Regions from separate parts of the Homo sapiens genome. Here regions 1, 2 and 4 are each linked to region 3. A link is a loop called in an ENCODE intact Hi-C map of the cell type or tissue named here. Cell type or tissue: IMR-90. All regions are shown on one strand. Links, peaks and the distances in the headings refer to the core of each region. The heading gives the core; the rest is flanking DNA.

Region 1 (7,825 bases), core at 1,677-6,676, 79 kb before region 3:
GATCAGGAGTTTGAGGCCAGCCTGGCCAACATGGTGAAACTCCATCTCTACTAAAAATACAAAAATTAGCTGGTGGCAGGCACCTGTAATCCCAGCTACTTGGAAGGTGGAGGCAGGAGAATCATTTGAACCCAAGAAGCAGAGGTTGCAGTGAGCCGAGATCACGCCATTGTACTCCAGCCTGGGCAACAGGGCGAGACTCTGTCTCAAAAAAAAAAATGCAGAAATGCAGCCTGGCACCAAACTACTCAGGAATGACATCATAAATGAGCAGAACTGGGATGGAGAACTTCTGATCTTTACATTTGTGGCCCATGCATCAAAGAGAAATCAAGCTTTGCTGGTCTTACCTTATCTCCTTTTGGTCCATAAGGTCCCAGAAGGCCTGGGAAACCCCTTTCTCCTTTCAATCCCGATAAACCAGTAGAGCCAGTGAATCCTTGAGGACCTGTTGGGCCTTGAATTCCAATTGGTCCAGGTCGTCCCTAAGGTGGACAGAAGGAGTGCAATTAGTCAATAGAGGACTTAGCATTAATACTTCTCATTTTCCCACGCACAAAGAGCACTGTCATAACTTCACTGAATAATTTTGGCTAAGAGATCTGTGAGGCACGCCAAAGTTCCAGACACGGATCAGAAAAGGCTATTTTAGGGATTGCTAAGCTTATTTGGATAGAACACATTTTATAAGCACATTTAATAAGATTCATGTGCACCAAGATCCTTCAACTTTGTACTTCTTAGGAAATCAGTTATTCAGGATGGATAATATTGTCCTCTTCCTAGTTAATGCCAGGCCATCCATCAGATTGTCAAAATAGTGAAAGAACAGAGCGCTGGAGAGCATCATGACATTTTATAACTCACGTCCAAATGGCCAACCATGTGCTTGCAGTGAAATCCAGAAATGGCTGTGGCTAAAGAACATTGCCCCAGGGGGCCAGAGTGGGCCCAGAAACCTACAGGCTGACAAACCTGCAAGAGCTCATCTTCGTTGGCAGATCCCAGGACTCCATCACTGCACCTAGTAGCAGACATTCACAGGGAAAACACACATACACATGCACATATACACACATGAATTGCTTATTTGTTCTTTCTTCCTATCCCTCTCTCCTCTCCTCTCCAATCTGTAAAGTGTTGAATGTGTAAAATACAAGAAGCCTAAGAATATCTATTAAGTATCAATTATGATAGCAAGAGGGAACAGCCTGAGGATTTTAAATGCCCTGCTTATAAAATGTCTGTAACAATTAAGTCTGAGAGTTCAGGCTGACATTTTAAAGTGGACTCAGACTGAGTATTAACCCTAGTGGGTGCAACACAGGCAGGCTGGTCTATCATTTAGAACAAATCCCAGTAGGGACTGAATTTTCTTGGCAGAAAAATGAAAACCATTAGTAATATGCATTACCTCTCAGAGAGCACAACACCGTATCAGGTAGAAAGTCCATTTTCATAAATGCTTCCCATCTCCACCTCTTGGCCCCTTTACTGACTGTCCATCATTTCCTACAAATCTGTGAAAAACTTTGAAAAGAAGCCCATTAAGCATGCCCTTTACTGTTCACCTTCAAGGCTTACTTTTTAAAAGGCTGAAAATGGGACAGATGCCTTATGCTGTGGCTACAGTTAAGTACTGGAGATGCAAGTGGCCACCAGCTGTGATGATCCTTTGGAGTATAATTTTGAGTGTCAATCAGGCCCACGAAGACCTACGACCCTTGCAAGGAAGTAAAAGATGCTCTGTCCAAGGAAATGCAGTTCTCTTGGGCACCACCTACCACTTAACCTTTTCCAATACCCAACATGTGGCCTACAAAAAATGATAGGTTGCAAACTGTTTAACAGGCTTCATTCTGGGAATGATGGGGGTGGAGTAAACTTTCAATTTTTAGGCTCCTACCTCCCATTGTTGGAACTTTGTTTACAGTGGTTCTGTTATTTATTATTATTGGGATTTTCACAAAATCAATAAATATGTGTGTATATATGTATATGTGTGTATAATGCATATTAATAATATAAAAAGAGCAGTACTTAAAAAATAGTGCTGGGGTGCTGTTGACAATGAGTAGGAGGTCGAAAGCATGGGCCTACATCAATGATAGACTGGATAAAGAAAATGTGGCACATATACACCATGGAATACTATGCAGCTATAAGAAAAATGAGTTCACATCCTTTGCAGGGACATGGATGAAGCTGGAAACCATCATTCTCAGAAAACTAACACAGGAACAGAAAACCAAACGCTGCATGTTCTCACTCATACGTGGGAGTTGAACAATGACAACATATGGGCACAGGGAGGGGAACATCACACATGCGGGCCTGTTGAGGGGTGGTGGGCAAGGGGAGGGATAGCACTGGGAGAAATACCTAATGTAAATGACGGGTTAATGGGTGCAGCAAACCACCATGGCATATGTATACCTGTGTAACAAACCTGCACGTTCTGCACATGTATCCTAGAACTTGAAGTATAATTTTTTTAAAAAAAGAAAGAAAATGTGGGCCTAGGTTTCAAGACTAATGCATACAAAATCACAGCAAACAGTACAAATTTGGAACAGAGCCTAAGTGCTGTGGGAACATGAAAAAAGAGTTGGCAATGGAGGGTTTGTGGAAGGCTTACATTTTGCCCATGGCTGGGGGAAGTCATGGGCCGCACTGGAAAGGTTGATTGGAAAGGTTCCAGCTGAAGCGGGCCTGGAAAGCACCGCAGAAAAGTCGAAGTCGTGATGTGGCAGGACACAGGGAACCCTCAGAGGTTTGGGAACAGGGGAGAGTTGGGAGAAGAGCGGTCTTTCAGGGCTGAAAGTCATCAAGAAGCATTCAGGATAACATGTGTATGTCAGAATGAGGCCAGGGCTGCCTGCCTGAGGCTGGGACAAGGGAGGCAGATAAGAAGCAGCTGTTGAGGAGGAGGGAGCTGCTTGATGGGAGAATGGAGGGCAGGATGGGCTTGCAGAGGCCATGTTATTACTAGCAGAGAGGATCCAGTCAGGGCACTGAATGCTTGACCCAAATCCAAGCCCTGACAAAAGTTTTCCCACATCAAGGGAAGGAAGGGGAAGAGGACAGTAAATCACTGAACAGCTACTGAGAGAGCAGGTTGTGATGTGGCCCAGTCCCATCCTGCTCACACCATTAGAGAGAAGAGTCCCAGCAGCACCCAGCATAGGCACAGGGACTGGCACCCTCTACCTCTGGTCTCTTACCTTTGCAAGCACATGCTTATCAGCAAGGGTAAGCAAGGAGACTTAGGAGGTAGGCAACTCGAGGGCTGGGCCTAACTGGAACTCTGATTCCATGTAGAAAAGACAGGGTCCCACAGCCTGCTTCCTTTCTCCTGGCTTGGTGGGCATGCAGAATTTCTTGACCCCTGTGTTCCAACAAGAGAGCTGAAAGGAACTCTCCTAAAGAACTCACATATATTTTTTAAATTCTAATTCTTTTTCCAAATAGAAGTTTGAAAAGGCACCCCCTAGAGGAACATGCACTTCTGGACTGGCCCCAGGTTCCAGCTTGGGTTGGCGGGCGTGCCAGCAGCTCAGTTTGAAACCTCTCACATTGAATCAAGGGCCAGAAGCAGGGCCTGTGGGAAGTTTCTAGGCTTCTGCTCATCCAGAACTGTCCCCTCAGCATGGTGTGAGGCTCTTATGGAGCCTGCAGTCATAGGATATGAGACAAAAAGCCTTCCCATCCATGGATGTCCTTTCATACACTGGCACAGAACACCGGGAACAAATGAAGGTGACTGAGAAAAAAAAGAGGCAGACCCATTTCTTCTGCGGGTTGTTTTGTCATCCAGATACGCTTACTTTGTGCTTATAGCTGTATGATCTTTTTTCCTCATCTCTAATGCACAGGATTTCTGCCTCATTACCCATACAGCTAAAGCTTAATATTAACTAAATCAGTGGTGAATTCCTTTCCTTTCCCACCCCGACACTATCAGCGACATTTTTCATAATGGCCAGCAGAGGTCAGTGTGAGAACATAGAGACTACAGATAAGCAGGTGGGTAGGTGGGCCTCTCCCTCTACAGAGAAAAAGAAATCAAACCAGTGTCAGAGAAGTCACAGAATGTTCGAGCAGGAAAGGCCCTTAGAGACCATTCAATCCGGGCTTTATTTTATACATGGGGCGGGGGGCGGGGGGAAGGGGGAAGGCCGAGAGAAGAGGAAGGACTTGTTTAGGTCACGTAGCTAGTAGGAACGGCATGGAACTAAACAGACCACCTGCTGCCAGTATGTGGCTGTTTCCCTGTTTGCCAGTGGCAGATGTCTTAGGGGGTCCTTGAGGCTGCCCCTCCACTACCCTGGGCCCGCCCCTGGGACTGTCCCCATCAGTAGGCTGCAGCAGCCAGATGCTCACACATTATTTCTTTTTTCCTAACCCTGATCATTTCACAGAACCAATCTGAAACACCATCACTGTTTGGACAGCTAGCAGAATTTCAATGGGCTTGGACTAATGCCCTGTTCTGATACATGTCATTTATTTTGGCAAATAGACCCAGACAGGGCAGAAGGAACTCCTCCAAGTCTTTCCAATGAGCTCTCCTGCTTCCATCTGCTCAGGATTTTAAATATGCACATCAGGGTCTAATTCTCAAGGGAATGAGTTGGGACTTGTGCTTAAGGCCAGGAACCGCAGGTCTGCAACCACAGCCCAGGCTGGCTGCCTCCTGCCAACCACAGTGAGTTGGGATCAGTGTGAAGTTTAAGGTGGCCTCTGATCAGACCCAGATAACTAGGGTAAAAGACCCAGAAATGGGGCTGCCTATAAAGTAGTAGACATATGTAGATATATCATCGAAGAATCTTAAAAGCATATGCCTCACACTAGACAGGACGGTGAAACTGGTGGAGGGGGCTGACTTTTCATAACTTAGTCCCTTTCTGCCTTTTTATACCTCCGTTAAGGTTCCAGTGTTCTTCTCCCATAAAATTAACATTTGTTCCTGAGGAAGAATCTGAAACTCATTCCCACTGAGGCGTTAATGACTGACAACTTAGAGCTTTGCTTTTCCCAGAGGGATTTGTAAAGCAAAGCATTAAGCTAGGGGATGCAAATGGTATTTATGAAGCAGGGAAGGGAGAAGGGTGTGCACAGGCCTTCCTAAGGATCCAGTTGTATTGTAGAAGGTGATGCAGTGCTGTTAGGTACACTTTAAATGAAGTCTCCTTACTGCCAATTAAGTTATGTGACCTTGGGCAAGGGATATAACCATCTTGAGTATCAAGGGCTGAAGTGTAATAATAGCTCTTACGTTGGATTATTGTCAGCATTTAAATGAGTTAATACATATAAAACACCTGGCAGATAGAATGAAAGCATTAGTTCCCTTTTTCCTTTAGGCATCATTTATGGCAAAATGGAGAGTTTAGGATTGGGCACCAATGCTCCTTCTCTTAAGTTTCAGTTGGAGATGCACAGACATCATTGAGCGACCCTCTTTGGGGGCAGAGATGTGTGCTTGGGAATAGATGAGCATGTATGCCAGTACCCCACATCTGTGAGAGCATTTCTCCTTTTACATAGCAATGGTGTCCTGGTTCTCCTTGGTACTTGGCTTCTCAGTGTTTATTTTTCCTCCTGAAGGGCTTTAATCTACATACTAATGACTCCCAAACCTGAACCTCCAGCCCAGATTTCTCTTCTGATTGTGCCAGATCCTTATAGTCAATGACGTATAAGAGATCTATTCAAATAAATATTCCAACTCAAACCCAACATGCCCCAAACTGAACCACATTGGCTTCTCCTCAACCCCATTCTCCAAACCAGCTCCCTTTTTCTGAGTTAACTCAGTAAATGGCACCATTCATAAAGTTGATGAAGCCAGAAACTCAGGGGTCCTCCATGACCCTTCCATTCCCTCATCTCCCACATCCGATCCATTAGCAAGGACTGTGAATTCTACCTCCAAAATCTAACTGAAACCTGTTCATTGATCTCTAGCCCCATGGTCTTAGTTCAAGTCTTTCTCATCTCTCGCCTGGAGTGTTGCCACAGTCTGCCAAATGGTCTGTGACCTCCAATCTTGCGTTACTCTCTCCTAACCTCCTACTCCAGGGCCTTTTTATGTGCTTTTGTATATGGCTCTGCTCTCCTGGCTACCACTTCTGTATCTTTTGGGCTCTAACCAAGATATCAGCTTCTCCAGGGAGCTTTCTATGATTACCCCCACCCAATGTGTGGGCTAGGTTGCCTGTTTATGTGTCTATACCTCCCAACAGACTGAACTCCTTGAGGACAGGGCTTATGTCTTACTCTTTACTGAATCACCTGTGCTCAGCACTATGCCTGGTACACAGTGGGCATCAGTAAATGTTTGCTGAGTGGAGAAATGATTGAGAAATGACTGAGAAGCCAGTGGCCCAGGTACAGCAGTATCTTGTTTGGAAGTCTAAATAGTGTTGAGGAAAAAGTCAAACTCTGTAAAATATTTGAAGAGATTTATTCTGAGCCAAATATGAGTGACTAATGGCCCATGAAACAGCCCTTGGGAGATCCTGAGAACATGTGGCCAAGGTGGTCAGGCCACAACTTGGTTTTGTACATTTTAGGGAGACATGAGATATCAATCAACACATGTAAGATGTACATTGGTTCAGTCTGGAAAGCTGGGACAACTGGAAGCCTGGGGCAGGGTGGGGGGGCTTTCAAGTCATAGGTGGAATCAAAGATTTTCTGATTACCAATTTGTCGAAAGAGTTATTATCAATAGAAGAGAATGTCTGGGTTATAATAAGGGGTTGTGGAAACCAAGGATATATCATAATAGATGAAGCCACCAGGTAGCAGGCTTCGGAGAGAATAGATGGTAAATGTTTCTTCTCAGACGTAAAGAGTCTGTTCTATCAGTAACTCCAAAAGGGAGGAGAGTATAATGAGGCATGTCTGGTTCCTTGTTCCTAACATGGACTGAACTAGTTTTCCAGGTTAGCTTTGGAAAGCCCCTAGCCAAGAGGACGGATCCATTCAGATGGTTGGGGGGACCTTAGAATTTTAACTTTAATTTATGATAGTTGCAATAGAGTGCAATCAGGAAACATCTGATCACAGAATCACTGAAAAGAAAGCTGCATAAGACTCAGGAATTGATCCAGTTCAGGATGGAGAAGTTGAAGGGCAGAAAGAGAATGGGACTTACCCAAGTTCATACAACATCCACTGTAGACTTTTAAAACAATACCTTTTAGAGCCTTTGAAAACAGAAATGGTCTACATCTAATGTAGTTTCTGGGCATTCTTTGTTCTCTGAGATCTCTGAGTGAAATGGCTTTGATTCTCATCCTGAATGGAATTCATCCATTCAACAATGATTTATTCAGCACTTACTCTGTGCCAGGCACAGAGGTTAAGATGGCAGGTAAAACATAGTTTCTGCATTCATGAAACTTATAGTTATGTTATCCCTTGAAAACAGATGATGCATGGCCCATCACCAACCTAATTAAACACTTTTCATCTCATGCTGAGTTTTGTGCTTGGCAAGTATGAATATACATGTAGGGGCTGAGAAGGCAATACACAAAAGAAACACACTGCATGGCCCATGCCCTCAAGGAACATTTAAGCTTGTTGGGGGAGATAAGGCCATATCACAAAAAGTATTGGAGATAAGGTCATTGCATTAAAGGAAAGAGATTTAATTGACTCACAGTTCAGCATGGCTGGAGAGGCCTCAGGAAACTTATAATCATGGCAGAAGGGGAAGCAAACATGTCCTTCACATGGTGGCAGCAAAGAGAGGTACAGAGTGAAGGGTGGGGGAAGCCCCTTATAAAACCATCATATCTCATGAGAA
Region 2 (7,825 bases), core at 1,735-6,734, 230 kb after region 3:
CAGAAGAATTAATATTGTTAAAGTCATCGTATTGCCCAAAGGAATCTATACATTCAACATAATCGCTATCAAAATGCCAATGCAATTTTTTCACAGAATTAGAAAACAAATCCTAAAATGTATATGAAACCAAAAAAGAGCCTGAATAGCCAATGCAACCCTGACCTAAAAACAAAGCTGGAGGCATCACATTACCTGACTTCAAAATATATTACAAGGCTGTAGTAACCCAAACTGCATTATATTGTTATGAAAATATAGACCAATGGAACAGAATAGAGAACCCAGAAATAAAGCCACATCTTCATAGCCAATTGATCTTCAACAAAGCTGACAAGAGCTTACACTGGGGAAAGGTAATCCTCTTCATTAAATGGTGCTGGAAAAATTGGATAGCCACATGTAGAAGAATGAAACTGGACCCGTATTTCTCACCATATACAAAAATTAACTCAGGATGGATTAAAGACTTAAATCTTCTTTTGCACAGGAAAAGAAACTATCAACAGAGTAAACAGACAACCTACAGAATGGGAGAAAATATTCGTGAACTGTGCATCCAACAAAGGTCTAATATCCAGAATCTACAAGGAACTTAAGCAATTCAACAAGCTAAAATTTTATGTAAATATAAGACCTGAAAATATAAAACTACTAGAAGAAATTCCAGGGGAAAACTCTCCTGGACATTGGTCTAGGCAAAGAATTTGACTAAGACCTCAAAAGCACAGGCAACAAAAACAAAAATAGCCAAATGGGGCTATATTAAATAAAAAGCTTCTGAACAGCAAACGAAGCAATCAACAGAGGGAATAAACAACTTGTTGAATGGGAGACAATTTTTGCAAAGTATTTATCTGACAGGGGACTAATATTGAGAATACAAAAGGAACTCAAACAACAGGAAAAAACAAACAAAACAAAATAAAACTCCAATTAATCCCGTTTAAAGTAAGCAAAAGACCTGAATAGACATTTCTCATAAAAAAGACATACAAATGGTATATGTAAAATGCTCAACATCGCTAATCATCAGAGAAATGCAGATGAAAACCACAATGAGATATCATCTTATCCCAGTCAAAATGGCTATTAATAAAAAGACAAAAAACAACAGATGTTGGCAAGGATAAAAAAAATAAGGGAACTCTTATATGCTGTTGTGAACATAATCTAGTACAGCCACCAGAAAACTGTATGGATATTTAAAAGAAAGAGAGAAAGAGAAAGAGAGAGAGAGAAAGAGAAAGAAAGAAAGAAAGAAACTAAACATAGCATCACCATACAACCCAGCAATTCCACTACTAGGTATCTATCCAAAGGTAAAGAAATCAATATATCAAAGAAATACCTACACTTGCCTGTTTATTGCAGCAGTATTCATAATCACAAAGATATGCAATTAACCTAAGTGTGTATCAACAGGTGAATGGATAAAGAAAATGTGGTACATATACAGAATGGAATACTACTTAGCCATAAAAACTAGTGAAATCATGTCATTTGCAGCAACATGGATGGAACTCGATGTCATTCTCTTAAGTGAAATAAGCCAGCCACAGATTGACAAATATTGCATGTTCTCACTTGTATGTGGGAGCTAAAAAATTGACCATATGGAGGTAGACAGTGGAAAGACAGAGAACAGAGACTGGGAAGGGTAAGTGTCAAGGAGGGGGAGGATGAAGAGAACTGGGTTCTTAGCATATTAAAGATGTCATTCCGTGGTCTTCTGGCTTTGATTATTGCTTCTGAGAACTAATCTGTAAATTAATTTTCACTCTCTTGAAGGCGGTCTGTCTTGTCTTTTTTGATGCTTTTAAGGCCTTTCCTTTACTTTTATGTTATGCAGTTATGTTCTGCTGCACCTAGTTTCAGGTTTTATTTTTATGCCATTGAATCTGTTTGGTTTCTTGAATCACAAATATCTGTAGATTTTTCTTGAGAAATCTTAGCCGTTGTCTCTTTAGTATTGTCTTTATTCCCTCTCTCACCTCTTCTAGAATCCCAATTTCCTTTATGTTATTCTTCCTCACTCTTTCTTCCATGTCTCTTAATGATTATTTCACAGTTTCCATGTTTTATCTCTATGCCACATTATATATAATTTCTTTTTAGCTTTACTAAGTCTTTTAACTTTATACTGTCTCTCTTCAGCTCTATCTAGTCTGTTGTGAAGCCCATCCATTGAGTTTTAAATTTCAATTACTATAGCTTTTACTTCTAGAATTTATATTTTATTTCGATTGAGCTATGTCATTTTCATACAATTGCTGGCTCCCTTTATTATTTTTAAGTTAGAAAAATTCTTCTATAATTGTAAAGATAGTTACTATATATTTTTTATCTGATAATTCCAATGTGTGAAATATTTAGTGAGTACTTTCTGTTGTCATATGTTTCTTTTGGCTTTTGCTTATGGTTTTTTTTCTTGTATGCTTAATGGTTTTTAATTAGGAAATCTCATCTTCCTTTAAAAAAATGATACATTAGAATTATTTGAAGTTTACTATGAAGGCATGTTTTTTCTACGTAGAGTCAGTATGTATTTTTGCCCAGCCTCTAGAAGGTCAATGCAGTCAGAGTCCACTCAGGTAATGCTAATTTGGATTGCAAATCTGGCCAGTTTGTGGTGAGTTTTTTAAGGGTTTTTTTTCCTGTACTTCTCTGCTAAGCACCAAGAGATCTTTTCTTCCACCTCCCTGGGTGTGGGATTGTGAGGTACATTTATGCGTGGTACACCCTTATAGTAAAAGAAATTATAAAACAAAACCCAAAAATTATCCAAGTTTGGCATATGTCCTCCGGGAAAAAGTAGTTTCATTGATCAGTTCATTTTTTGGTTTTCCCTAGATTTTGATTTGATAAATCCTACTGTGCTTCCCTTTGATGCTTTTAGGAAGAAGTTTTTACTTTTTTCCAAGCATTTTTTTTTTAAGTAAGCATTTCAGTCTGGATACCTAACTGGCCACATTATTGGAATATTTCTTATTTCTCTCTGCCATTATTTTGTAGTATGTGTCTCCTTGGAACACCTGAATCAAAATTACTTAGAGATGTTTATTAAAATTTCAGATTCTGCTATTCAACTTCAGCTTACTGGAAGAATCTTTACGATGGGTTGCTGGTATGTAAATTTTTGTGAGGTTCTTTAGGTGACCCTAATTCATACAGAATTTGTTTTTATTTGTACTTTTAAGTCTAATATCTGCTGTTTTAATTGTAGCAGCATGAGATCTAAATTTATTATTTTTTATATTTATTCTAGCACCATATGTTGAAAAATTCATTGTTTTCACATCTATTTGACGTCAACTTTTATCATATAGTAGTTGTGTGTGTGTGTGTGTGTGTGCACGTGCTTGCATGTGTAAATCTGTTTCTGGCCTTCCTATTTTTGTTAACTGAATACCATACTATTTTAATTATTGTAGTGTTGTGATGTGTTTTACTGTGTGATAATACAAAACTTTCCTTACTCATTTATTACTTTCTCCCACAATAAAAATTTAAAATATTACTGTAGTTTCATCATTTTCTTGCTTCTTTCATCTTCAGTGATTTCGAAAAATTAGTTTTTTTCATATGAACTTAGCCTTTTAGACTGAGGTACTTAATGTTCATTTTACTTCTTTGCCCCAATCAATTTTGTATTTTAATCATGCTTAGCATGGCAATTTTTCCTCTAGGTAGCTTTCTGTCTATCCTTCCAAGTTGAAGTCCAGGTATTCACTTTCTCCACAGAGCCTTTGTCAATACTTTCAGGCTCAAGGGAACTGTTTTTCTTAACTTTGATAGCAATTATTGACTATACCACTCATTTTTACCTGGCAAATCCTACAGAATCACAGAGAGTGAAATCTGGAAGCTACCTAAGGAGATCATATTGTCTATGTATGCCATTTTACAAATGAGAAAACAGCCAAAGAGTATGGAAATGATTTGTCCATGGTCAAATGTTTCAACTTCTGAAGTAAAATTATGATATACCGCTGTATCATTATTCCATTGTATTTTGATATTCTTTTCATATGTCCTGAAAATACCCAGTTACTTAAAAAATAAAATACCTAGTTACTTAAAAAAACAAAAAACCTAGACTGGAAGTTCCTTAAAGGTAGCACCTGCATGTACTTTTGTACAACTCATAGAACTATTATTGTGCTTGTGTTTATTAGACACCTAATCAATATTAATAGATGTTGGTAAAAAAACAAATTGTTCCATTAACCAGATGTCAAACTGGGGCTATCTCCTTGTGGGCGCCACTGTTATAACTGTATAGAAAGTGGCATCTAGTGGTTGGTGTGCGTATTACAATTGCCTGTTTTGTTTTAACCTATGAGTACCAGAGTCATTCTCATAACCTAGGTGGAATAAATAGACTATAAATTAAAATTTTAAATTGAATTTAAACACATTTATCTATAATTCACAACTGTTTTAATCTGTGCTCTCTCTAAAGTAAAGCTACATGTTAATAAAAAATTGCAAAAAATTATACAAAATTACTTGTAAAATGACATGCGAGAGTATTTAAGGTTTTGCTTGTTTATAAATTATATTAGGAGTTAGGGGCTATCGTTGGATACTGAGAAGTCAAAATGCAATTATAAAGAAAGGTCACATAGAAACTTGTTCATATCAATGAAATCCTGTCAGGTTATTGCTTTGCATTATTTTTAGGAGCTTAATTTGTATTTAAAAGAAGAAGATCTCTCAATAAAGGCTGAAGATGGAAAGCTACACTGTCTTCTACTCGCAACAACAAAAACCCATGCACATATATTCACATATAAAGTTCAGACATGCATTTCAGTGTCAAATGTTAATTATTCTTACATTAACAGCCATTTGGGGTTATCACTACTCTTTACCTCTCCATTAATGCATGAGTGTTGACAATATGCACAATTTAATTCAGGGACTACGACTGTTGACAGTTACTGTCTTGTGAACTTGTGAATCAGTATCTTCTTGTGAAACGGTATCTTCTAAATTTTATAAAATCCATAGTCTGGAACTTAAAATTTATGTTTGCAGAAAAATATTATATATTTTTAATTAACCTCTGTTTCCTGCACATTGTAATATAATTTTTTGTAGATGGGTTCATCCTTCCCATTAGAGAGCAATGATGTACTTTGTACTTCTACTTGCACCTAACATAACATAGTGGCTGTCACATAACAGGTGATCAATAAGTATTTCTTGAATTAGTTACACATGTTGGAGGGAGCTGTGTGTTACTCATCTTAGAAGTCTAGTGCCTAACAATTTTTCTGTCCTCTAGTAATATTCAATTCATATTTGATGAATGAGTAAGTCTGAATAAGCCTATTTAATCTGTAGTGTAGTTAGCGTAAAATACTAAAATCAGTATATAACCCCCAAACATCTATGAATAATAAATAATAGCGGCATAGCAGACTTTCTGTTTGACGTGTCAGGAGCACAGCTTTCACTGGAGCAGCCTCTTGTAGTGTGAGTGAGAGATTACTGCAACATCAAGCCATTGTAGTTTGCTCTTATAATCAGGAAAAGAGGTTTCAGTATGAAGGTGACTTTTAGTTGCAGCTGAGTGAGTTAGGAGTTCTGACCAGAAGGATAAGGTCAGTACTTTCAAAAGGGTTGAGGAGGGTACTTTGGTAGTGACTAGAGTAAAGGAAATCATGGAATGTTGAGCAGCAGGCTAAGGTATTTTATATCAAAGGCCCTCAAGATTGATGGGCATTATTTGGTATTTATGTCACATGAAGGTTTCAGTAACTCAGTCTGGTATCTATCTGATGAAAAGAATGCCACCTCCTTGTAAGTAAACACTGAGCTATCCATGTATATTAAACTAACTTGTTTTTCTAAGCAGTTCATTTTCTAAGAGTAAAGGATAGTACTGAATGGCAGAAGTCACATACTGTATTCTTTTCCTCTATAGGTTTTCTATTTTGGAGGAGGATATTTTTCTGGCTTGAGGACCTCAATTCCTAATATGATTGAATGCCTGTTTAGAACATCTAGACTGTGGGAGCAGCATTTATGGTAAAGCTGTTAGAGACTGAGCTATTATTAGTGATGAAGGAGTAGGAGCAAAGAAAAGAAAGAAAGGTGGTAAAAGATAGTGTTATATATTTTATGCTCCATGATTGCTCATGAATGGAGAGAAACAAGTGACTTGAAGTGGTAGGCATTGTTGTCTAGTTGCCAAGGTCATTGCTAATACAGAGTGAGAGGTAATTTTTTACAAGCAATGTTAGAAGAAAAAAAGGAGAGTTCCTGAGAGTTTGGACATGTGGCAAATCATATTACAGGGAAGTTGTATGAATTTCTTTTCCATTTTTAACATATTTTAGATTGTGCATACTGTCAACACTCATGCATTAATGAAGAGGTAAAGGGTAGTGATAACCCCAAATGGCTGTTAATGTAAGAATAATTAACTTTGAAATGTATGTCTGTACTTTATATGTGAATATATGTGCATGGGTTTTTGTTGTTGTAAGTAGAAGATGGTGTAGCTTTCCATCTTTAGCCTTTATTGAGAGATATCTCATTTTTAATGTCTTGTAAAATGATATTTTTCACTTTAAAATTATAAAAATTATGTTTGCTCATTTTGAAAAGTTAAGACAGAAGTGTATATAATAAAAGGTGCAAGCTTCCTGAGAGGTAACTGTTATTTGCAATTTCGTATATCTTTTCAGATATTTTTCTGGTATCTATCTTTCAAGTTTGGATTGTTGATTTCAGTTGAGCTGTAAGTCAGAGTCTGATTTTTGGGTTCATATTTAATGATTTTTTCCCTCTTTCTCTTCCTTATAGGCTTGCTATGGGTGTTCTCCAGGATCAAAGTGTGACTGCAGTGGCATAAAAGGGGAAAAGGTGAGGTCTTAGATTGGCATTTGAAAATTTAGTAAAGCCAGTAAACTAATGGTTTTAATAAATATTTTTTTAAAAACAGAGCTTCTATCTCAGTACTTAAGTAAGTGAAATGAATCCTATTGCATTGCTTATTTTAGAGAGCTTATAAGGATTAGATTATATCTTAAGGTCAGCAAAGATTTTCTGTAAAAGGCCATATAGCAAACATTTTAGGATTTATGGGACACATCAGTTTCTGTCACATATTCTTATTTATATAAATAGAACTTTAAAAGTGACTAAAAAATATTCTTAGCTCTTGGATCATAGAACATGAGCCTCTTGGGATCTGGATCAGGACCTCTTTCCCGTAACATATTTCTGGCGACCACAGAAGGGACTATAGTGCAGAAACCCTAGCTTAATGGCTACCTTTGGGTAAGTGTTGGGGTCCTTTAATATCTGCATTTGGCCTGAGAGCTATAATCTGCCAAACTCTGATTGGTCTTGTTGAAGGCACTGACTTACTTAATAGGCAAAGACAGGGGAAAAACACTTAAGAAGGAAACTAAACATTTATCAAGCTACTAATCTCTGCCAGATACCAGGCAATATCATGTATTTTTATCTAGTCTATGCAGTTTAATAATAGATGAAAGTCTTTTTTTTTGTTTTTTCGTTTTTGAGACACGGTCTTGCTCTGTCACCCAGGCTGGAGTGCAGTGTCACAATCAAGGCTCACTGCAACCTCCGCCTCCTGGGTTCAAGCAGTTCTCGTGCCTCAGCCTGCCAAGTAGCTGGGATTGTAGGCATGCACCACCATGCCTGGCTTATTTTTGTATTTTTAGTAGAGATGGGGTTTCGCCTTGTTGGCTAGGCTGGTCTCGAACTCCTGGCCTCAAGTGATCTGCCCACCTTGGCAGGGGATTCCAGGAGTGAGCCACCATGCCCAGCTGAATGTTTATTT
Region 3 (7,825 bases), core at 1,801-6,800:
GGAGCCTGCCATGGTCACAGCCAGTAATTCAGGATAAGGGCACAATTCTAAGGTACTCTGCAGACTTTTCTGCTGACCAAGCTTTAAAATCTGTTTTATATGAGACAATGACTTCCTTCTTTCATGATTCCCCAAACTCTGCCTTATACTTATAACCCCCACAATAAAATTTGTCAGGTAGGAAACAGATGCTCTTTCAGGACCCTTTGAGTTGGTCTTTCTCCCTGGGCATCATAGTAATTACAGGAGCTTTTAACATCCCACAGAGAAAAGCATCTAATAGTCCTACCTCTGGAATCAAGACAGGATCATCTCAGTGATGCCAATTCCACTTGATTTTATGATGAATTCTCCTTAAGTGGAATTAGTAGGGACTAACCAATGGGGACACTGGTTTCCAAAGAGTTAGACAAATGTGAGGGAAAGGAGCTAGAACTATTTTCCAGCTAATTTTTTAAAAATTAAAATGTCATACATTCATCTAAAGTGAAGACTAGGTCACATCATCAAATCACTAGTTTGGGTCTCTCTCTCTCTCTCTCTGTGTGTGTGTGTGTGTGTGTGTGTGTGTGTGTATTCAGGAATAGAGAAAACCACTGAAAGAAAGCATCTAAGCAGCAGAAAAAACAAAGTTTCCATTCTGTTGTGCTAGGGGGTCTTGGACATGCCACTTACATCTAAAAATAGGGAGCTTAGTGTCTGCCTATCATGTCTCTTACTCCAATCCACCCTGGATAACCCTCACCAAATTAATATTCCTAAAGAAATATTTTTTGTCATAATATTTTTAAAAAGAGATAGCTTAATTACTACAGACCATACCAGTCTATCCATTTGAGGTTTCGTGATTTACCATTTAGACTTTTAATCAGATGCAGTGATGGGTAGTCAAACATTGGCGTGTGTGTGTGTGTGTGTGTGTGTGTGTGTAGCCGCCCTAAGTAGAAGTCTGGTACTTATGAAATGTTTCCATTCCCCACAGTGCCTGCACCAATATTTAGCCCCCAGAGTACTTTCTTAAATGTTTTTCTAGGGGGCTTGAACCTCACAAAACACAATGAGATAAAAGAAAACACAGAACATAGTCTAGGACTTCCACCTCTAAAAGTAAAGATGGTCATTAAATAATTGGCTATGTGCTTCATTTGTTAAAATAAAAGCTCTTTTGAAAAGATGATAGTGAAGCAAATTTCTGCAAAGCAATGCACATTTTTCCATCAACTTTTACTATAGCTTAGAGAGTTGCTGTGCAATTAATTTTCTTAAACATTCTTGGAAGACTTCCATTAATGCGAGTCTTCTCAAAGTAGACACCAAATTACTTCCCTGACATATACTTGGTAATTTCATCTCCACATGTTTCTAACTCCATTGCAGTGAACTTTCATACAGTCAGTGGCCTACATAAAGGGACAGACACACATTACAGCTGTGAAAACTGACATGACTCCTCACAGAACTTGTAATCACATATAAAAAACATGCTTTCCTTAAGCTTGGAATTCATTTCTTAAACCTTTAAAAGAGAAGGATATTAGAAAAACACTTTAAAACCCAGACAGGGATATAAATGGATGCTATACATGCAGTCAGGAATTACTACTCACTAGGGTGGAGGACGAAGGGCAATTGATTTGTTGATATCTCGTGGATGTCTTCCTAGCAGATTTTCTCCACTCCAAGTATTCCTCCAATCACAACAATCTGACTGCAACGAGTAATGCAGGGAGCTCAGCTGATTATGGCCACAAAGGTTTCAGAGGCCATTTGACATGGTGGAAAGAACACTATGGAGGGGAATGGAACACTTGATTTAAATCTCAGTTATGTCACTTACAAGAGATCTTGGGACAGTCTCTTAATCTCTCTGAAACTTTCTTCCAAGCCCATTCATAATTAAAGTGAGGGAAAGAGCATTCATAGGCATGCCAGGAAAGCCTTTTGTAACCTACGATGTACCTCTTGAGGGCTGGATCCAACCTTCCAGCCTTGCAATTTTATTATTTTATAAGTTCCTTTGGTGTTTCACTTCTCCCAGTTCCTGAGATCTCCATTGCTTTATTCTATGTGAAATTGTCAAGGTGAAGCTCTAAAGTTGGTTGCATGACTATGCTATAAGGAAAGAGCAAGAGACTTTGTGACAGTTATTTTTCTCTTATCCAGAGTTCTTTTGCCTCTGTCTGCGGGCTCCCAGCTATTTTAAGTATGGTTTAGGCCAGTGGTCTCCAAATCCTTTTGATTGCACACCCTTTTTCAATTAGAAAAGCTTTGAGCATGCTTCCTCAAAACATGTATATTTATACATTGTTAACAATTATATAAATCATACACATGTCCTAATCTCTCCCCCATATATTAATGATAATATATATAAAATGAAACACACAATAAATAAAAAGTGTAAAAGGATGAGACAAAGATGAAATAAACAGCATGTTAAATGTCTTGTTAATTGTGATGGCTTTATTATATTATTAGCTAATACCTTAAGGCACAATTATATACTTAGGGCAAGATCTTTCATCATTGAGAATTGACATAAATCCATATTTCATATAGTCTTCATTATTCTTGCAATATGTTTTTGCTGACTTCTTGTCAGGTGTAATTAGATTACCATGGTTTTTACTTCATAATGAGGCTGATAAAAATCTCATTTTAGGAGTAGAAGTGTGAGCTCTGCCATGTGCTTACATTACTAGTATTATCTCCAATACATGGTCTATTTGCAGGAATCTTCTTAAGCTGCTTGTCCATTTTGTGAGGGTTAAATGTAGTTAGATAATATCCATAAATCTACTTAACTAGGTCCAAGGAAACATCAATATCTCTGGTATACATTCAGGAAAAAAAGTAAGGGCCCCAAGGACACCCCTCCATCTTGTGGAGCCCCCACTCTTCCCTCAGGATACCTTACAGAGTATGCACAACAGGAAAGCCGAAGAAAGCCAACTCACCTGATGAGGATGCCAGTGAAAATACACATGTTACATATAATAGTAATAATAATAGTCTAATACATAGCATTTAGTGAACCACACAGCTTTAAACACTTTATATAAATTATTTAATCCTAAATCTTAATTTCTTTCTAGTGTCTCTCAAATTAAATGTGAATAGAAATTTTCATATTTTCTTCTATACCCAACAAATTGACCTGCATGCCCTCCCCCCTCCACCCCCCCAATTTGCAGACCACTTATTCAGGCTCTGAGATTAAGAATCTTTGGATAAGTGGGATGCCTCTATAAAGTACATTGCAGCAACTCCTCCCTGCTATCCTGCTGCTGCAGTTTTCATGTGTGCTGATAAATGACAAAAAATAGAAACTGGAGTCAAAGATAAGTGACATAGGAAGCAATCCCAGGCAACTGAAGGCAGAGGGGAGAAACTAGGTGAGGAGGAGGCCATGGTGGAGAAACCAGGAATGAGGGATGGAAAGCTAGAAATGGAGCAAGAGGGAAGGAAGTCTTGAGGGAGAAAAGGGGAAGTTAGAGACTAGGGAGGAAAGGAAGAACAAGAAGCAAAAAGGGGCACACATCTGGCAACTGAAGGAGGGGGTAGACTAGGAGGAGATAATATGTCGCTTGTTGACCTGCAAGATGCTCACTCATGTCTTAATATCTGATGTCTCTGTCATATGACTTAGCAGGGACAGCAAAAGGAAAACTGAGTGGTCCCCCAAAATTTGTGATTTGTGCACACAGATATGCAGAGTGAGCATGGCTCCTCTCATCAGAGAGGCACATGAGATTTATACAAGCAATGCAAGGACAGGGCAATGCTTCATTTAAAGAGCGAGTTTCTAAAGCTAGAACGGTAAGCAGAATGACTCCTAGGCAAGGCAGGGAAGATTTTGTTGGGTTTTGGTGAAGAGAAATTCCTGTGACTCTTCAAATCACACCATCCAGATGACCAAGGAAGGAGAGTCCTGCACATTCCTGCAGAAGCACAATTTCAGCTGTCAGGAGCATCTAGAAGCAGCAGCAGTAAAGAAGCCACAGCAAATGAGTTATATCTGAGGCAGCTGCCAAGACACCATTCAGAGGATAGGACATTGTCAAACATCACCTTCCGTATCTCACTTCAATACTAGAAAGCACGATAATGCACTCTAGGGGCAAGGAACCATCAGGGTACAGTAATGTGGTGTCTGACTTAGATTGTCAGAGCTTGCAGGTCCTTTGAGATCACACATCCCAAATCTCTCATCCCACCTATGGGAAAACTGAGACCTTGAGAGGGGAAAGCACCAAACCAAAGTCATCCAGTTGGCAAAGCTCACGCATGACACTTAGGTCTCTGGATAGTTAAAGCAGTGTTCTTGTCTCCACAGCTGTGTATTTATCTATCTCCTTCTCCAGCTCCTTGGCTCTTCTCTAGCAGAAGCCTCCCTCACTAGTACATATAATATATTCCATAAATCCTGTAATGTCACAATACAATCAAATAAATGATTAAGATAACCACGAACATCTGCAGGGCTATGATTGCATCTTGATTCTGTGCAGAGACACATGTTTTAACACTATCATTAATTATCCTGAACCGAAAGAACCATATGTAAATATACAAAGACCCCTGATTTTCTACCCCGTCCTTTACTACCACCTAGTGGCTACTTCTCTGCTCAGACGTTACTTCCCCCCTCCCACAAGGAAGAGGAACAAGACCATCAACTTTGCAAAAGGTTAAGAGGTTTTTAATGAAAGGTTTGGTGGAGAGGAGGGTGGAAACAACGTCACAAAGAAAGTTAGGGATTACCTTTGACACAATTATTCATTAATGTTCTCATCTTGGAGAAAGAATGAATTGTTGGAAGTAAAAGATAAGCATTTTGCCAAGTCCCTTGCATTATTAGGTATAGAGTAAGAAGCAATCAAGCAAAAGAAGAGGCCAGGTCAAAAACTCAGAGGAGTTAAGGAAAGCAGAATCCCAGAGAAAACCATCGAAATCAGATGTGTGGTCCTTGCAGCTAACAGGAGCTAAAGAAGATGTGAAAATGACTGCCCCAGCTCTTTGCCTTCTTTCAGCAGCAGGGATTACTCCCTCAACAGGAGACTTCCCATCAACTTCACAGCATCCTAACAGCTAATCCTGGATGTGGAGAGTAGGGCTAGAACCACACCTATGCAAAATTGCTTGGTCAGTTGGTCAGTCTTTCATGAGACAGTGTGTAGTGCCTACGGACTCTGCAGAGTCTAAGAACACTGTCTCTGCCCTTTAATTGTTCTTAAGATAGTGGAGAGCAGACAAGTGAAGAGAAATGATGGTAAGAGTAGACAACCCCAGCCTGGCAGATCATGGAAATCTTCCCAAAGAGGTGAAATCTGTGCTCAGTTTTAAAGGATGGAAAAATAGAAGCAAGTCAACAGAGAAAGGGCAGAGCTAGTGGAAGACTAGTATATGTAGAAGGGGTGGCAAGTATAAAACCTGCAACACATTAAACAACACAGTAGCTCTGAGGACTATAAATAGTTCAGTGAACTCATATGTTTTTTGAAAATATTTGTCTTGTTTTGTTTTCTGAAGTGAGGAGGGTTCCTAATAATGAGAGATAATATTGGAGAGGTAGTCCAGGGCCAGGTAATAAAGGACTTTATAGGTTTTCTAGAGTTCGGATTTTATTGTGAAGTCCATGGGGGAGCCATTGAAGGACTTTAAGCAAGAGTTTCATGATACATATTTGTGTTTTGGAAAGATTATGGCAGGACAGTGGCAAATTGATGGGGGAGAGTGAGATTAGAGGCTGAGAGATCAGTCTTGAGGTTATTGAGGTAATTCTGGCAAGAAATTATATGAGCCTAGATTGGAGAAATGGGTATGGAGAGAAGTGTATGTATTCAAGTTCAATTTCAGAAGACAAATGGACAGGACTTAATGATGGATTGGAGGTAGTAGGGAAAGGAAAGAGAAGACAAGCATGACTCCCAGTTTTCTGGCTTGAGCAGCTCAGTGCTTGTTGATGCCATTTGTTGTGATGGGGAAGACATAGATAGAATTTAGGAAGGAGTACATCTGGTGGGGGTTGGTAATGGAGTTCTGTATAGACATGTTTATGGTGCCAGTGAAATCTAAGCAGAGATATCCAGCAAGAAATTGACAATGCCAATCAGAAACTAAGAAGAAAGATCTGAACTAGAGCTAGAGATTTAATATTTATCATTTTATGGATGGTGGCTGAAATCCCTGCAGTATATAAAACCACCCTGGGAGAGGCCTACACTGAGAAGAAAAGTGGGATGAGGACAGAATGCTGGGGGATCCCAATCACAGTAGGAAAAGAACTAGGAAAGGATAGCATAACATTCAAGGGAACAGAAAGTTTCAGGAGAGAAGAAGGTGTCTTATATAGCAGGGCCATCAAGGAAGATAAGGAATGAAAAATATCCATTGGATTTGGCAACAAGTAAGTTAGTAGTGATTAGTGTCAGCAATAGGGCCAGCCCACAAATGTCTGAGGAGTGAGAGGGCAAATATTTGTCATGAAATAAGGCACAAAACTTAAGTGCAGGCAGCTGGAGAAAGGCCTGGCCACCCAAGGAGGTGATATAAAATATGAGCTTTCATGTTGGAGCAGTAGAGGACAAAGACATTGGTGTGTGTTGTAGTGGGTAGTCAGGAGAGGGACATGAGGGGATACACAGGGAGGAGGAAAGATGTACATTGCAATTTCCTAATTAAGGAGAAAATGGAAAGGCTTCTTGGTAGCCATGGCACCAGTCAGCTGACACAGGGAATGCCAGATGTTTGCAGGAGGAGAATAAATTGAAGGGCTAGTTGTTAATGCATCTAGGTTCTGGAATTCATGGGAAACACATTTTGCGGCAGTGGAACAGCAGGATGTAGGCAGGATATAAGGAATTAAGAAACTTGGGCTCAGTTTCTCATGAAACTCAGGCTAACTTCATAAACTCTCAAGCTAGGCATAAAGTCCCAAGTCATAAAATGGGGGACAAACAGCCTTTACCTAGAGGGCAATCCAAGCATTCCCCATGGTTTTGGATTATCTGTGATAATGCTTCTTTAGATGGCATGGATAATTAGGGGGTCACCATGTTTTAGATAAACACCAGAACAATGTTACAACAGGGAAAACTCTAAAAGAGTATTAAGGAATACTAGGCTCAGAAGAAAACAAACTGCCCCCTCCTCCCAACCCCAACTTCAGACAAACACACACTGATGGAGTATAATGCAGAGATAGCTTTCAGATCTAGTAGGGAAAAAAAGAGAAGTGTTGGAAATGTCAACCTAAAATGTTTTGTTTGATCAAGTGGCAGGGGAAAAAAAATACCAGGGAAGAGAACAACCCGAAAGAATAGTTCTTCCAGATAATAACACCTAACTCCTAAGAAAGAAAAGTGAAAGTCATATATTAAGTTCAAATCTGAACATAGTGTTTATTTAACACTATGAGGCAGGTCATTTTTAAAGATTGCCATTCTCTTAAAGTTGGCTAAATAAGGTTTAGCTACTAGCAGGCTGGTGACCTTGCGCAAGTCACTTACCAGTTTCTTTATTTGTTGCATACATACAGGATTACAGCCCCTGAAAGAAGATGTTTTGGAAACTGCAAAGCAGTGCACCAACATTAGGTAGGGACTTTTACCAGGCAGGGCATACCTTTGAGAAATCTGTTTGAGATAGCTTCATCCAAAAAGGGTTGGATTGCAGTTTTGCAGGAGTGCTAGGTGTTGTGTAAATGTCCTAGTCAGTTCAAGAGGACTTTGGCAAAGGAAAAGTACACACTGCCCAGCAAGCTATGCGCTTGATGTTTCCCCAAGGCAGGGGGCAGGCCTGCCAAGGGCTGCAGCACATCTCA
Region 4 (7,825 bases), core at 164-5,163, 140 kb before region 3:
CAGGGCTGGGGTGGCTGGTTTACTCACTGGTTAGAGCACAGTGCCAAGGAGGCTGAGGGGACGCTTCTAACCCCAGAGGTTCAGTTGGCATCCCAGCCTAGGAACCCGGCGCCAGCCAGCTGCCTTTCTAATAGCATAATTTGCTTAGTAAGTCATTGAACAAATATTTCCCCAGTGCTTATTATATGCCAGGGTCCTGGTAGCTCTGGGGATAGAGCAATGAATATGACAGACATTTATGGAGATTATGGTCTGGTGATGAAGATGAATAATGCCTAACTCGACAAATACTGTTAATCTGAGTGTAAGTTGGGAGAAGTGTTGTGGAGGAAAGGACTAACACAGGGACACTGGGAGGGAGCAGAGGGTGGTATGGGGTGGAGGCATCTGTTTTAGAGAATGATCAGTGGCCTTTTGCAAGCAATGACATTTAAACTGAGACCACTAAAACATTAGAAGGACTTTGCTATTTAAAGAGTAGAGGGGCAAGTGCACTCTGGGAAGTAGAAGTAGCATGTGCAAAGGCCCTGTGGTAGGCCAGGACTTGGTGTTTTTGGATAACTGAAAGAGGCCAGTATGGCAGGAGCACAGTGAGCAGCAAAGGGGAAGGGCTGGCCATGAGGATGAAGAGGGAGGCATCACACAGGGCTTTGCGTGCCACGGTGAGTTCATTCCTACGCCATGGGAAGCCACTGGATGATTTATGTTTTTATAAGCTCTTTTTGGCCACTATGTGGAAAAGTGACCACTAGGGTCGGGGGAGGAAGGGTGCTGCATGAGAACTATTGGTGGCTTGGATCTGGGGGTAGCAACCAAGGTACTGCGAGGTGAACAGATGCAAGGCACATTTAGGAGGTACAAGCCTCAGGGCTTGCTACTAGATTGCATGTGTGTGAGTGAGGGTGGGAAAGGATGCAAAAGACGGTTCTTTATTTCTGAATTGAGCAAACGGGTGGGTGGTGATCTGAGTGCAAACCCAATGCCCACTAATGCAGAGATTAACACAGAGAGGCAGTCAGTAGCAGGATCCATGGTGGCAAGGCAGCAGTGGTCTTCAGTCCTGGGAGGTGATAGAGGCTGAAGGATCCCCAAGGTAGAGAAACTGCCTCTCTGGGGTACCTTGATCCAGCTGTTTTAGACATCCAGACTTTCTTGGCGTGGTGAGCAATGATGCCTGAAGGAACCTTACCACCAGGCCCCTCCCTCGAGCTCTGGATCAGCCCAGCACATGCTCTCAACTTACCTCTTGGCCCTGCCTTCCCCTTCATTCCGGGAAATCCTGGGTCTCCAGGTGGCCCAACCTTGCCTGGAGTCCCCATGAAGCCAGGCTCACCTCTCATGCCTGACAAAGCCCAAAGGAAGCAAGTCAGGTCCCGGCATGGTAGGGGTGGTAGGGGTGGAGGATAGGCAGGGGTGAGGTAGGGAAGAACATCAGCCACCGGCCTCTCTTCACAGGACTGCAGGAAGGAGTCCTGGCCGTGGAGTGGGGAAGGGCCCAGCAGCCAGCCGAGCAGCCGTACCTTTCAGTCCTAGCTCTCCAGGGAGGCCAGAAAAACCTGGAATTCCTTGGTCTCCCTTAGGCCCTTTAGGTCCAGGAATTCCAGGGAAGCCAGGGTCTCCGGTGTCGCCTTGATTCGAGGATGGCCCAGGGGGACCTGGGGGTCCAGCGGGGCCTGGGCGGCCTAGGGATAAGATCGGAAGAGGGGCGAGGGGCAGGTGAACAGGTAGTAGCCACTGCAGAAGGCCTAGGGACTGACAGGACTCCAAAGCCCATTCCCAGGACAGAGAATGTTCCCTCACCATCGGTGGGGTCCTAGTGCCCAGACTTTCCCAAACCATTTTAGCAAAATGCACTTGGCTCAAGTCCCCTGTGTCCCCACTCGGGGAGGGATGTGAAGCCAAACACGCCCACATATGTCCAGCAACAGGGACTTGGCTGCGCTGTATACATGACTTCCCCAAATGTCAGACAAAAGGTGGTGGCTAGCCCTCTTTTGGGCTTCCTGTCTTTACCTCGTTCTCCATCTAGGCCTGGTCGCCCGGGGTCACCAGGCTGTCCTGCTATGAGTGAGGGCAAGGAGATGCCTGGGGCACCGGGGAGACCAGCAGGGCCCTGGAGACCTGGGAAACCTGTAAAGAATAAATAAAAGGGGCTGGATAGGCTCTGTGTGCCCAGAAGATGGCCAGGCTCTTTCAGAGAAAATGGAAGCTCACACAGAGAAAATGGAAGCAGTTAGGTAGGAGCCAGACCAGAGAACGCCAGCAGAGGGCTCTTCTTCCCTAATCCTTCCTTCCCAGAAAGCAGACTAACTGACAAGGGCTCAGAGACTCCCCTTTTCCAGCTGGAGCTGCATTTTATTGGAAAGTTCTAGCTCCCTTACCTCACTGGTAATGGAAATATTTTAGGCCAACTTCCCCCACACCAGAAAGAAAAGAAGGCATGACTGAGCACCTGGACTTTTAAGTTTCCAAAGTGATTTTAAACCTGTCTGTGTCAAAAAACACCTCTTAAGTTAGCCAGTTATGTCTGATGCTGCACAAAGGTTACAGAACGTAGGCCACAGGCCCCAGCCAGTCAGAACAGACACCAGGCCGATCAGAATGGAGGCAGCAAGAATGCGGTGCCTCTGTGTCTTCTAGGGCTATCTTCTGCAATTTCTAGGCAAACTGGAAAACAATCTTTTATAGGTCATTCATGATATGAGCCAAGTGATTGCTTAATTGCCTATGGAACAAATATCTCTGTACTAAATCCCTCCCCCCTTTTTGGCCAAAGAGAATAACCACTTATTACAATAGATACAGAATACTCATTTGCTCTAATTTTAATACTGCTTTACATGTTTTCTGTTTGTGGAACTATTTCTATTGTAATATGTTCAAAACCAAAACTTTCATCTGATCACAGAAGATTTATTTAATGTTCACATATCAAATACATAGATGGTAATCTTGATGGGAAAACACAAATGTAGGTGTTGATATTATACATGTAGCATGGAAGATATATATTTATTACTTTGGGATATTCTAGAAGATATTCAAATGAAGATAAATGGATTCAAACTGGTTGATAAACTGTTCTGGTGGTTGAGATTCTTAATTTTTGTTTGCGACAAGAAAATCCAAAAATGTTAATATCGAATTTTATCTTTTGTGACAAGAAAAATGCAAAAATATGCTGAATTTCTCTTATTAAGGTAAATCCATGAAAATTTATAAAAGTGATGGTAGATTTGGGTGTTTTTAAATAGCTCATTAATTAATTGAATCTTGAAATTTAGACAAAGAAAAAATAAATTTTGAGAAAAGTCTCTCTAGGTTTCTTAGGTCCGGAAAAAAGAAAAAACACAAAAAGAAAACTAGTAGCTAAGCCACGTGGTGGTACTCATAGCATTGTTACTTCTGGTTTGGTGAACCTTTGAAATATTTTTCTTTATCCCCAGGGTAAAAATCTGAAAAGAAAGACATATTGTATACTTTTTTTCTGAAAATACAGCTCTACACATATATTATGTATATATACATATAAAGCATATATATGTATAGCTTATATATATAAACTGAAATTATGCAAAACTAATAAACAAGACACCACATGTGTAATAGAGTAGGCAGTGGTGGGCAGTACACAAATTATAAAAGTTCCCATGGCAGTTTTTGGAGACTTTTTCTCCCTTTACCTGTTTCTTAATTTTATAATTACACTTACGTGTTATTAAACCTGAAATAAAGGCACTACTGACTTCAAGTATTGCAAAAAGCTCATGCATTTCTTTAACAATAAAACACTTTAAATGAGCAGATGAAAATGCAAAACAGCCCATTTTTCCAACTCAGTCCAGTGTCAAAGCCTTGAAAAAACAAAATACATAAATGCAGCCTCTACGTATTTAGTGCAAATATGAAAACAAATAGTATCATTGAAAGTTATTTAGATAACAGTACTGTAATGAGAGGGATTGCTCTATGAAGTTTTTTTATTGGTTAGTTTGTTTGAGATAGGGTCTTGCTCTGTTGCCCAGGCTGGTGTGCAGTGATGTGGTCAGGACTCACTGCAGCCTCAACCTCCCAGGCTCAAGCAATCCTCCCACCTCAGCCCCCGAGTAGCTGGGATTACAGGCGCACACCACTATGCCCTGCTAATTTTTGTATTTTTTGTAGAAACAGGGTTTTACCATGTTACCTAGGCTGGTCTCCAACTCCTGGGCTCAAGCAATCTGCCTGCCATGGCCTCCCAAAGTGCTAAGATTACAGGCATGAGTCACTGCACCCAACCACTCTGTGATGTTTTCTTAGGAGTAAATCATCATATTGCACTGACTCCCGTTGTCAAATCAAAGATAGGTTCCTGTGGGGGTGGGGTGGGGCGTGGTATGATATTTCTTGTATTCTTTTTAAAGAAATTGTTTTAATTAGATATTGAGAAGATATGACATAATATTTATAATATGCAAAGAATAATTCAGATACAATGAACACTTGTGTTTCAACCACTCAACTTAAGAAGATGTCACTTGTTTTGAATTTCCTTGTGTGCCCTCCACCCTCTTCCTTCCCTTCCTCTCAGAGGCAATCACTCCTGAATTTTGTTCATCATCCTCTTCCTTTTTCTTCAGTTTGACCATGTATATCTCTAAACAATGTATTGGTTGGTTTCGCTTATTTTTGAACATTTATTGATGGAATCATACCAAATGTATTCCTCTGTGACATGTTTGTTTTTTGTTTAGTGCTATGTTGCTGAAATGTATCCTTCTTGACCTGTGCTGTTTACTACATGCATAATTGTGATTTTATTATCTCAGATAGCTAAAGAAAATGAATAATCTAATGACCATCAAGATTTGAAAACAAAAGAAAATGTCCCTGTGTTTTTATCCAGTCCCCTTTTCCCTATATCCCATGAAAGAAGACAGTCTCTGGGCAGGCTCGGACCCTGCTTTGAGCCCTTCCTCTGGAGAAGCTGCTGGCTTTCAGAAAAGAACAGTTTGGTCCAGATCAAAGGGAAGAACAAACACAGAAACTGCAGATGCATCAATTTAAAATGCAGCAGGAAATGAATTAATATATGAATATAGTCCCTCGGAAACATACACACTGTACACAAACATGCACATAAACAAAATGCGGTGAGACCTCAAGCCCCAGAGCAGAGAGAAACAGGAAATTTTGCAAATATGATTTCCCCAGGTAACATGCAATAATATTCTTAAGTATATACTATGTGCCAGGCACTGAGCTTTTGTATATCTTACCTCGTTCCTCATTGATTCCTCAAAAAACCTATGAGGTAGGTTCTGTTATAATGTTCATTTTATGGAAAAGGAAAACTAAGGGCTCATTTGGGATTGAGGAACAAGTAACTTCCTTGTTTAAAGTCATATAGCTAGTGAGAGGTATAGCTTGAATTTGAACCCAGCTAGTCTGATTTCAGAGCCCATACTCTTAACCATGATGCTATGGTGAATTCATTTCCTGGTTAACATGGAGTGGAATGTACACGGGTTTTTGGAACTTTCCTGAGGAAAAGTTGAAGAACACAAGTCATTCTTACTTTCTGAGAGGTGGGGAAAGGGAGACTCAGAAAGGGACTTCAGGCCATGTGATGAGTCAGGGGCCGAGATTAGGGTAGAACCTGCTTTCTAGTAAACCCAACAAATTCTAGTTGAGGGTATGCTGTGGTTCTGTCCGGTGGAGACTTGTATCATCTTAGTCTTGGGATCCTTCCCGCAGCCACACTGTCTTCCCAGGGCCCTGGGAGTGCCATCCACACTGGACGCTGAGGAAATGCCAGCCAACCTCTCACTAAATGGACAAGCCCTGTCCCTCAGGACCAATAATTGCAAGCTCTGACCAAGCATGCCAGAGAGGCTTGAGGTTAGTAAGGAGGAACAGAAGAGAATCTGGAGGCTAAAATGGACTTGGTGAACTGTGCCCTGACAGTCTTCACTGGAAAATGCTAAGCACAGCCTAACCTCTCTTTCTCAGCAGTCATTCCCACTGGGTTGTGAGACTCCCAGAGATGTGAAGACACTCACAGCCCAACCCTGTGAGCCACATGGCCCTGCTGTACCCTAAACCTGACTCTCCCAGCAAGGCCTCACTCAGCCTCTACAAGGCCTGACTTGGACTCACCTCGATCACCTTTTTGCCCTCTCAGGCCCGGCTTCCCTGGAGCTCCGATGCCAATTCCTGGATATCCTTTTTCTCCTTTGGGTCCAGGGAGACCAGCAGGCCCAGGCACACCGGTGATACTAGGTCCTAGGAGGAGATGCAGGGGTAGGGGGCAGACCTCAGTGGAGGTGAGGCCTTCCTGCCTAACTCACTCGCCTGTGGCCTGAGAAGCCTGACTGACAGACACCAGAGGCAGAGTACTGAAGTAACAAGAAAGAAAGTTAATCTGAGTAGAAGAAAAAAACCCATCCTCTTTCTTCTCCATATCAAGGGACCTCAAATTGGAGGTTAATAAGGAGAGCTATGAGTCCAAGGATATGGGATACACCACAGTCGAGAATTCATGGCCAGCCCTTGCCAGGCTTCTGGAAGAGCTGATGCCCTCCTCTTCACCCTGAGGGTCTTCCTAACCTGGAGTGCCATGGGTACCCTTGGTGCCCGGAAGCCCATTCAGTCCATGTAAACCAGGAAATCCAGGGAAGCCTGAGGGGAGAGAATGTCAAAAATGGCTCCAGCAACTCTGAATCATGAAGCATCAGCAAGAGGTAGCTACCTGCCCCCAAAGGCATTGCGAGGTCCTTATTTTAAAGTCCTGGTCTTTTTTGAGGCATTTACTTAATGCCCTAAGGGAGAAGAAAACACTCCCAACCTATATCCTACACCACAGGTTCTCATGACTCTTATCAGAGACCAATACAGCTTTAGGAGTAAGATGGCAGCTCATTAGGTATCTTGAAGAAGAACTCAGAGTAGCAATGTCAAGACCTTGAGTTGTCAGCTCCCAGAGACTGGTTCCAGAAACTCACTGCCCAATCTCTAAGTCAGGGAAAGGCTACACATGCCAGGGCAATTGCCTTCCTTGCTAGCTCTTCTCTTCATGGATCCCATATTCTTCTCTTCACACTCATGCTTGCCTGCCTTCATTACTCTTCATCTTCCTTTCCCATGATTCCTCATGTCCAATGACTCCTGTAGGCATGGCTTAACCCTAGCTAGTATCTTCTAAGATAAAGTAGTTGGTGTCCTTCATCGAGGGAAAGACTTTTCCCCACTGCCTGCTCCCAAATACACATACCTTTGGGTCCTATTAATCCGGGGGATCCTAGAGGCCCAATTGCCCCTTGGTGACCAGAAGAACCTGGAAGTCCTGGTTCTCCTCTCATGCCGGCAACTCCTGGAAATCCTAAATGTGAAACCAAGGCAGAGGTTCAGAATGGGGCATGGCTTGAAGCTAATCCAAACTCTTTCAGAATAAGGTTATCATGTGGCATGGTACCTGGAGCTCCAGGAAGGCCAACATCTCCAGAAACACCAACTTTTCCATCTTCACCTTTGTTTCCAGGGAAGCCTATATTGCCTATTAGTCCATCTCTTCCTTTTGTGCCTATAAAACCAAGAAAAATGCTGAGTGATTAGGCCATATTTCTAGCAGTGTATTCCTCTATGGGAAAGAGTAGATTCTGAATTGCTGAAGGAGCTAGACCCAATGAAGAAACTCTAAAAAAGATAGTGGTGGCTGTTTTCACATTAGAAAGGTGCCCTACAATTGAGAAGCAAGTAAATTTGTTATGAGTATCCCTTCAGAAGTGGGAGCAATAAGTGGAAATGTTCAAGAAGGACAGTTTAGATAACAACTTCTAAACTAAGG

Evidence for each region. A loop is a pair of places that touch in the nucleus more often than their neighbours do. Peaks named below come from ENCODE experiments on the same cell type or tissue, not always from the same donor. Only the 100,000 strongest peaks of a DNase experiment are listed, where the experiment ranks them.
Region 1: it touches region 3 in a loop (19-fold over the local background); 29 of 110 quality-filtered maps call a loop at or near these places.
Region 2: a loop joins it to region 3, with 6 times the contacts of the local background. A loop is called at or near these places in 19 of 110 quality-filtered maps.
Region 4: it touches region 3 in a loop (3-fold over the local background); 2 of 110 quality-filtered maps call a loop at or near these places.

Annotation. Positions count from the first base shown.
Region 1 is chrX:108,220,890-108,228,714 of GRCh38, forward strand. It overlaps COL4A6 (collagen type IV alpha 6 chain), which reads right to left. Exons shown (of 45, transcript NM_033641.4): 4 at 351-485. Among named protein-coding and RNA genes, the nearest start is that of ATG4A, 130 kb to the left of the region's middle. In IMR-90, for the core only: a CTCF peak has its summit at 3,981 (motif pointing right); no DNase peak of the experiment used is centred there; H3K27ac peaks cover 1,400 bases; H3K27me3 peaks cover 244 bases.
Region 2 is chrX:108,532,927-108,540,751 of GRCh38, forward strand. COL4A5 (collagen type IV alpha 5 chain) reads left to right here. Exons shown (of 53, transcript NM_033380.3): 2 at 6,820-6,879. Among named protein-coding and RNA genes, the nearest start is that of COL4A5, 97 kb to the left of the region's middle. In IMR-90, for the core only: a CTCF peak has its summit at 4,288 (motif pointing left); no DNase peak of the experiment used is centred there.
Region 3 is chrX:108,299,825-108,307,649 of GRCh38, forward strand. All of the region lies in intron 3 of COL4A6 (collagen type IV alpha 6 chain), which reads right to left. Among named protein-coding and RNA genes, the nearest start is that of COL4A6, 130 kb to the right of the region's middle. In IMR-90, for the core only: a CTCF peak has its summit at 4,621 (motif pointing left); no DNase peak of the experiment used is centred there; H3K27ac peaks cover 1,197 bases; H3K27me3 peaks cover 291 bases.
Region 4 is chrX:108,163,357-108,171,181 of GRCh38, forward strand. It overlaps COL4A6 (collagen type IV alpha 6 chain), which reads right to left. Exons shown (of 45, transcript NM_033641.4): 34 at 7,454-7,561; 35 at 7,253-7,360; 36 at 6,589-6,660; 37 at 6,139-6,264; 38 at 2,014-2,130; 39 at 1,521-1,682; 40 at 1,244-1,342. Among named protein-coding and RNA genes, the nearest start is that of ATG4A, 75 kb to the left of the region's middle. In IMR-90, for the core only: a CTCF peak has its summit at 2,256 (motif pointing right); no DNase peak of the experiment used is centred there.